Regions from separate parts of the Homo sapiens genome. Here region 1 is linked to region 2. A link is an interaction called in ENCODE POLR2A ChIA-PET data of the cell type or tissue named here. Cell type or tissue: PC-9. All regions are shown on one strand.

Region 1 (4,000 bases), 380 kb before region 2:
TACATCCACACACATACATGTGTGCATATATGTATGGGTAAAAATCTGACTATGTCTTCTAGGGTTAAAAATATACAATTAAAATACACAACAATGTACAAATGGCAGTGGGTTTGGGACAAATGAAATTAAAATTTTAAATTTGTCCAAGAAGTAGTACAAAATACTAATTTACTTTAGGCTTTAACAAGTCAAGAATGCACTCAATATAGGGTATGCACTATAAGATTTGTAAAACGATGTATAACTAACTAGCTAAGAGTGAAGAAAAATGAGATAGTGAAAATACTTGATCCAAAAGAGGTAAGAAAAAGAAACATAAAACAGACAGGACAACTGGAAATTAAACAGTAAGATTATAAACTCAAATATATCAGTAATTACATTGAATGTAAATAGACTAATTACAGGATGAAGATTGTTAGACTAGATAAAAACAAAACTCAACTATGTTTCTTAGAGACATATTTTTATATGTGATAATTCAAAAAGATTGAAAGTAAAAGGAGAAAAAGTAACTTTTACTGTGTATTTACTATGCAAATATTAATCGGAGGCACAATGTATAGAGGCAAGAATCATTACCAGAGATAAAAATAATCATTTCATGATGATAAAGTGTCAACATACTAGGAATCTATAACAAATCCAAATTTATAGGCACCTAATAACATAGCTTCATAATATAGAAAGCAAAAATTGTTAGACTCAAAAGGAGAAATAGACTTATTTATAATCACGGTAGGAAATTTTCTTTTCAAGTTAATAGAGTTTTCCCAACTTTTTCTCCCATATATTTTTTTCTTAAATATCTGGGTCCTGATACCTTTTATTTGAAGTTAGCACTAGCAGATGACAAAATAAATAAAAACAAGTATCACTGGAAAATAATAGCAGGGCAGGCATTTTCTTAGAGCTTGCTTTACCTGTGGTCTTATGTGCTCATGGAGATTTCTGTAGTATATATAAGTAGAGATTACTCACTAAGAGAGATCTTCCTGGTTCATATGATACAGATCAAGTATACTGCTACATCCAAGTGTTACATAGTAAGTGCCCTGCTTCCTGGGTGTCTAACTACCTGAACAAATTTCAGGAACAGGTAAGAACTTTAAAGAATGCCAAACGTCCATTTTGGTGCTCTTCCAGAACCATGTTCTTCTTACTGCCTAATATTTTATATCAGTCAGCAAATTGAGGCTCACACACAGAACACACATGGGCTGATGGGTATTGGCTGTGAGATGCCCAAAAGTGGAAAGACAGACTATCAGAATCGGGACCCTTGAGAGTCAGTAGCAAGAATCAAAAGTGTGTCCCTAGTCTTAAGTGTGCTGGGCTCCCAATGTTCCCGCCTGCCTCTTCAAGGCAGCCTGTTCATCCATGCAGTGATGATATAGAATCATGGGAAAGTTATAGAAGACCATGGAGGTTGCTGTCTTTGTGTGTGTGTAGGAGGAGGGTACTGATCTACGTGACTTATTTAGCATTGAGAGCAAACTTGCCTGAAGCATCTGGATCTTTCTTAATTCACTTATTTTTAAAGAGTTTTGCTTCCTTTTTATTGTTTTTACACATATATGTTCAGTGTAGAATAATCAGAAAAAAGACAAGAAGGAAAAAATTCACTCATAACCCTACCCCACAAATCACTTAATTTTTATGCATTTTTCATAAAATATATATAATATATATCATAAAGATATTTTCAGTCTTTTTCTCATTTTCCAAAACAGGATCTAACTATACATGTTATTTGATAGCTAACTTAGAAAAATAACTTTTCAATTGTGTCAAGAACACCTTTGAAATCAATAAATATACAGATTTATATTTTTTTAGTTTTTACTTCCATTTAATGCTTATTTTTTCTGATTCTATAACAATATGGAAAATGAAAAGTAGAATTCAGAAAATTAACACCTCTAGAGATAACTACTTCCATTTTTGGTATTTTGATATTTTTGATATTTGGTGTTTCCATCTTGATACTTTTTCCAGTCCTTTTTCTATGTATGTCTATAATTGTTACTCCCCCCACCCCCCACAAAATTAGGCTCATATAATGTATGGCAGCATTATCTTTAATGGCAGGATGGTATTTCACTTTATCAAGGTACCATTTTTAATTTATATCATTCCTTACCTTTAGTCATTTACTGTTTCTAATTTTTTTTGTCATTAGAAATGATGCTGTATCTGTTTGTTGTGTTACCTGTCTTGTGCTTATCCATTTTTTTGAAAAAAACAGTAGATGTAGGGCTATTGCTTAGTCAAAGGGGGTGCCCATGTTTATTGCTTTCAATACATATTGCTCTAGAAAAACCATGCCAGCTTACTTCCCCATTAGCACAGGGTCTCTGGACTCCCTCCTCTTACCAACATGGGATATGATCCTCCTTATGAACCTTGGCAAAGCCAGTAGATGGAAAATGGTTCTTGATCTTTAAATCTGTATTACTCTAATCTCTAGCAAGACTGAATATGACTGAATATTTCTCAGACTTTCATTGTTCATTGTTCATTTGTGTTTCTTCTTTGGTCAGTTTCCAGGTCATTCTAGATTAATTCTGTGGGATCAAAATAGGGACACGTCTGACTTCTTTAGAAGACTCTTAGATAAAGAGCTAGATTGAGTGGGTCCAAAGGCTCTTTCTAGTTTGTTTCTGTAGTCAGATCCAAAAGGGTTTGTTTTAAATTGTTGGACATTATATCTAGTCTTAGAATATCTAAACTAAAAGAGCTTATAAATATTATTTTTCCAACTCCTAGTTTTACAGGAGGAAAAAAGACCCAGAAAGGACAAGGGACATACTTGAAGTCACATGGCATACCTTTCTGCTTCTGCCTCTTCCTGTCTCATTATTAAAATGTGATGTCTGGAATGGTTCATTCTGTCTGGAATCCTACTCATCTCTTGGGTTAAAGACGGAAAGGTTGGGTATGAGACTGAGATTCCCAAACGGTCAGTGTCACTGATGAGACAGATGAGGAGAAAGCCCAGGATGAATGTAAATACCCTTGAGAAGGAAAAGAAAGGTCATGACTCTGAAACTTCCCCGTGATTCTAAATAGATGTAGGAGATGTTGTCAAGTTTCAGCATATTCAGGATCTGCTTTAACGAACAGATTAATATTCTTTATGCATAATTTATGATTTTAATAACAATGGGTACTACAAAAAATAAAGTATGTTTCAAAAAAATCATTTCTTAATAATCTCTTCATATTGCAATTTTGTCTAGTCCATTAGTTATCTTAGAAAATCCCATCAGAGACCATTTCAGAGGGTAGGTTTGCTGCAGTAACAACCTCCCAAATCTCAGTGACTCCAACAATCAAGGTTTCTTTCTTGCTCACTCTCCATGTCTGCTGGGAACTGACTGTGGGCTCTGCTCCTCATAGGCATTCATGGACCTGGACCGATGACAGAGCTGTCTCAGCAGGGAGAGGGGATATAGCAAATCATCCACTGATTTTATTTATGGCAGGGGTTGGTCAATTATGGCCTCGAGACCAAATCTGACCTTTCACATTTTTTTGTGCATTCTATAAGGGTTTTTTTTAAACATTCAAAAATGGTTAAAAAAACAAAAGATTTTGTGACACAAAAATCATATGAAATTCAAATTTTGGTGTCCATTAGTAAAGTTTTATGGGAATACACCACACCCATTTGATACTATTATATATGGCTGCTTTGGTGGTGCCACAACGGCAGAGTTGGATAGTTGGTGACAGTGGCCATATGACCACAAAGCCTTAATGTATGTCTGGCTTTTTATAAAAAAAGTTATCTGCCTCTTGTTTTAAACCACCTACCAGGCACTAATATGTGATGCTCATACTCACATTTTGTTGGTCAAAACAAGTTTAATGGTCTTGCCTAACTGCAAAAGAGATGGAGAAATGTATGTAGGGAGGAAAGCTGGAAATATCTGGTGAATGGCCATATGGACTTGCCCATGGGCAGAGCGAAGGTAAATTCCTACCTAGTATC
Region 2 (4,000 bases):
AATATCTGCTAATTGAATATTTAATTTACTCAACTCTAAGGTAGATTTTTGAGAGCAAAACAATTTTTAAAAAAACATTATTTTATATTGACACTTGAAGTTCTAAATAAGTGGGTTTTTTTTAACCTGGAATTAAAAAAATCTAATCCTCGTCATATTTAATTGTCCTAAATACTGAGTGACTCTTGGTATGCTATTAATTCCACATGCAGACTCTTCATGGGTGGTGGCTGATGGGGGCTTCCCTCTCCACTGCTTTGGAGGAAGGGCTGCCCTGCACGGACCCCAGGGTGGTGGAAAGGGAAAGCACTCTCGGGGACTGTCGGTGGGTTTGCTTTGCTCTTTGTTTTTAGCCTCAGAATAAACATATGTGCCCTTTGCTTCAGCCTCTCAGGCCCAAGGAAATGGGGAAAAACAGTGGAATCTCTGCAGTTTCTGGAAGACTGCTGGCTGAAAGCTTCCCGAGAGCCTTCAGCCCCACACATGCCCTCCTGCTTCCAGAGGCAGGTGGGGTCTGTTGGAGGTGGGGGCAGTGACACCATACCTCTAAGGCAGAGGTCTGAGCCATCCATCAGCACCAGCCTGACTTTCAGAGGCCATGGGAGCTGGGGTGTCTAATGTCCGCTGCGCCTCTCCTCCGTCCCCGTCTACAACAGGTGTGTGTGCACCCTACCCCCTGCTGCTCCAGAGCTCCTGGAGGATGTGATGGGGCCTTCACAGGAGGCTGTCCAAGCCAACGCTTGAAACAATCTAAAAGGTTGCAGGTTTTACAGCACTCAATCCTTCCCTCCTCCTCTCCCACCTTGTGTTTGGTGATAATACTCCCACAGACAACAGTGATGCCAGTGCTTGTGTCTGTGAGGCCCTGGTAACTGGAAAACAGTTGCCCATCATCTGGGGGCATTCCCATGAGGCCAGGCCATCCCCAGTCCACAGATGGGACCCAGGCCCAGAGAGGACATGTGGCTTGCCAGATGCAGAAGGACGGGGATTCCAACCCCAGGGCACCTCTCTGGCATTCCCATTAAGGAAGCCTATTCTCTCCTCATGAAATACATGGGATGAGATGCTGCCTTGGCCAATGCCAGACCTAACTTCAATTTGGGATGAAGACAGAGAACGGGGAGGAAGGAGGCTCACTACCCAAGGAGGTGAGCTGATGGCATCCCTGTTTCTTCCTGGGCATACACAGCTGGGATTGTAAAACCCAAGGCAGATATTTCAAGGCTGCCATTACCATTTTCTGAAGGACAAAATCATTCTTTTTTATTAATACATAAATAACTTTTTTCTTGAGCAGGCCCAAAGAAATGAAACACAGATGGTGATAATGTTGAAAATGTTTACCTATTTCCTCTCTGAGGACATCAGATTAGCCTTTTCTGTGGGCGGAATGTGTAATCTGCTGGAAGACAATATCATCCTTTTGATCTTAAAATACATTTTTCATATCTTTGCCGCAAAAGCTGATTATTATCATGACATTTTTAAACAATGACTGTTCACTGCGCAGAATGGGAAAGGAAAGTTCAGCTGAACGTATAGATAGATAGATGCTTGTCGGAGGCCAGGCTATGGGAATGAATTTTCCTGTGTTTCTTCTGCCTGGTGACATTTGACATTAACCCCTTCCTCCCGGACTCGGTCTTGTGCACTAATTGGAATCTGATGCTCAGCTGTAGGAATTGGCTGCTCCTCATTTACATGCAGAGACCATTGATTAATGGCCTCATCCACTCCTTCCAAGGTCACTGTGTTCCCTTTTCTTCTGGAAGTTAAAGAATGCTTGATTAAATGGCAGAAGCAGATTGAATGGGGAAATGTATGGGGAAGGGCTTTGTTACACCAAGTGGGGCAATGCAGACTTGAGATGCTGACGACTCCTTTGTAGGTGGAGCCCATCAGTGCAAATGACACAGGCAGCTGAGAAGCGTTTGATTGGCCCCGCTGCCTTGGCTGGCTAACATGAAACTGACAATTCTAAGAGGCTCCTCTTCACAGCTCACTCGCATCCCTTCAGGGCTTCACAGCATTTCAAAGGAAAGGCATTGGATAAAGGAGAAAGCAGCAGAAGTGGAAAGGACACAGATTTCAAACATTCTGTTTCACATTGGCTACAGAGTTTTGTTTGTGCGGGGAAAGGGGTGAGTCTATGCATACCAGGTACCACCCACCTGTGTGCTCCAGAAGGCCCGTGATATCCTGCCCAGTTGCTGAAATCTATAAAATGTCAGGCCAGGTAGCAGCAGGGTGAAAGGCTGGAAGCAGCCAGCAAAGGAAAGGTTAACGTGCGCATGCTGTTTGCAGTTCCATGGCATGTGGCATCTTGCACAACCAGGCCATTTTGCAACCGAGTTAAAATTCCCCTGCAGCCACAGGGAGGGAATAGATAAATCATGAATGAATTGAAATTATATTTCCTTCTCTTAGCTTTCTTTTTTTCTTCTTCTTTTTTTTTTTCTTTCTCTATCTCCCCACTCCAGGAAAAATGTTACAGAAAATTATAGGTTGTAAATTCCACCCAGTGCATTTAGCTCCATCCTTGCTGAGGGTCAGAGGAATGGAATCTCACCAGTCATATTTCATGAGGTCTTTCAGCAAGTTCCTGTACTGTGTAGAGATCTGAAGGGCAAAAATTCAAAAAGTCAGCAGGGCACAAATGGACCAGAGGTAGGAAGCAGACAGGTTTCCTGGGGCATCCTCTGGGTGCAGCCAGGCTGTGTGTGCTCCCAGCTCTTCTCAACTCAGAACCATTCATGTCACAGATAGTTGGGGGCTCGTTCCTATGCTGGGGCAAAACCATAGTGAAGAAAATTGCATGCTTATGTGGTGTGTTACTTGTGCTTCAGGGTTTTTTGTTTTGTTTTGTTTTGTTTTGTTTTGTTTTTTTAAGTACAACTTTGTATGATGTGCCTTGACCATTGACAAGTCTTCAGAAAAAAAGGAAAGAAAGAAAGCTTCATACTATTGGGTCCTAACCCAAAGTGCCAGTGACCACCAAGGGCTGTTGGCCTCAGCAGGGAAAGCCTGTGTCTGGGTCTTGAAGGCAGTGTAGGCAGCAGGCAGAGAATCAGCTGGTTTTCCCCCTCCCTAAGCTGGACTAATGCGTAAGCTACACTGAAGAAAGGGGAGGGTGACCATCCCCCAAAAGCAGGGCTCACTAGCCAAGTGTGTAACCCAGAGCACATCAAAGCTAAAGCAAAAAGTAGAAGCCAAAGCTATCACAAGGCCTAAGTTGGCGTCCAGTCCGAGCATGGCCCACTTGTTGTCTCAGGACGGCCAGCTTCACAGCCAGTGGGCTTCATCTCCACCCACCAGGAGGTTTGGGCTAGGGTGTGTGTATGTGCATGTGTGAGTCAGTGAATGATGTGCTGCAGAAATCAGAGATACAGAAGGACCCTGAGGAGCTCCTCCAAGAGTCCCTGGGGTCCTAATATAACCAGGACATTATGCCCAAAAGACTGATCCACATGGCTGAGGCTCTTTACAGGAAATACCTGCATTGCTAACTTACTATCCCCAGAACGCCCTCCCCTGCCTTACACGTAGCAAGTAGAACTTGCTGATGACAAGACACTACGAGAGCTGGGAACCTAGAAGTATTCGGCGACTGTCAGACCTCCAGGAGCCTCCCTGTGGGTTCAGAGGGAGCATGCACATGAACTTCTGGGTGCTAGCCCAGGCTGGAGGCATTCCCTTCCTGGCAAGGGAGCAGGAGGCCAGCACAGGTTTGCAGAAGTCCATGTCCTCAGGCTGTGGTGGAGTGTGGGCACCAGGCCAGGAGTCTTGTTCATAATTCCATGTCACCAACCCTTTGCCTTTTGACCATTCACTTCTCTTCTAAGACCTTAAGTATCATTTTGCTCTTGAAGCCTCCTTGAATATGGTCTTGAGCTGACATAAAACTTCCCTTGGGATTTTCCTTCTTTTCTCTCCATCTAGACATTTCTCTTTTGCAGGCCTCTTTCAAAGACCCTCTCTTGTCAGCTTCAGCTGGCTA

What was found. Peaks named below come from ENCODE experiments on the same cell type or tissue, not always from the same donor. Only the 100,000 strongest peaks of a DNase experiment are listed, where the experiment ranks them.
Region 1: POLR2A ChIA-PET joins it to region 2 with 14 read pairs; 1 of 35 experiments calls an interaction of 5 or more read pairs at or near these places.

Annotation. Positions count from the first base shown.
Region 1 is chr5:133,832,557-133,836,556 of GRCh38, reverse strand. It overlaps a transcript of FSTL4 not described here. Among named protein-coding and RNA genes, the nearest start is that of WSPAR, 79 kb to the left of the region's middle. In PC-9, no CTCF peak of the experiment used is centred here; no DNase peak of the experiment used is centred here; H3K27ac peaks cover 351 bases.
Region 2 is chr5:133,455,576-133,459,575 of GRCh38, reverse strand. All of the region lies in intron 3 of FSTL4 (follistatin like 4), which reads left to right. Among named protein-coding and RNA genes, the nearest start is that of MIR1289-2, 30 kb to the right of the region's middle. RefSeq lists an enhancer at 955-2,154. In PC-9, no CTCF peak of the experiment used is centred here; DNase peaks (open chromatin) are centred at 1,475, 2,495 and 3,705; H3K27ac peaks cover 3,861 bases.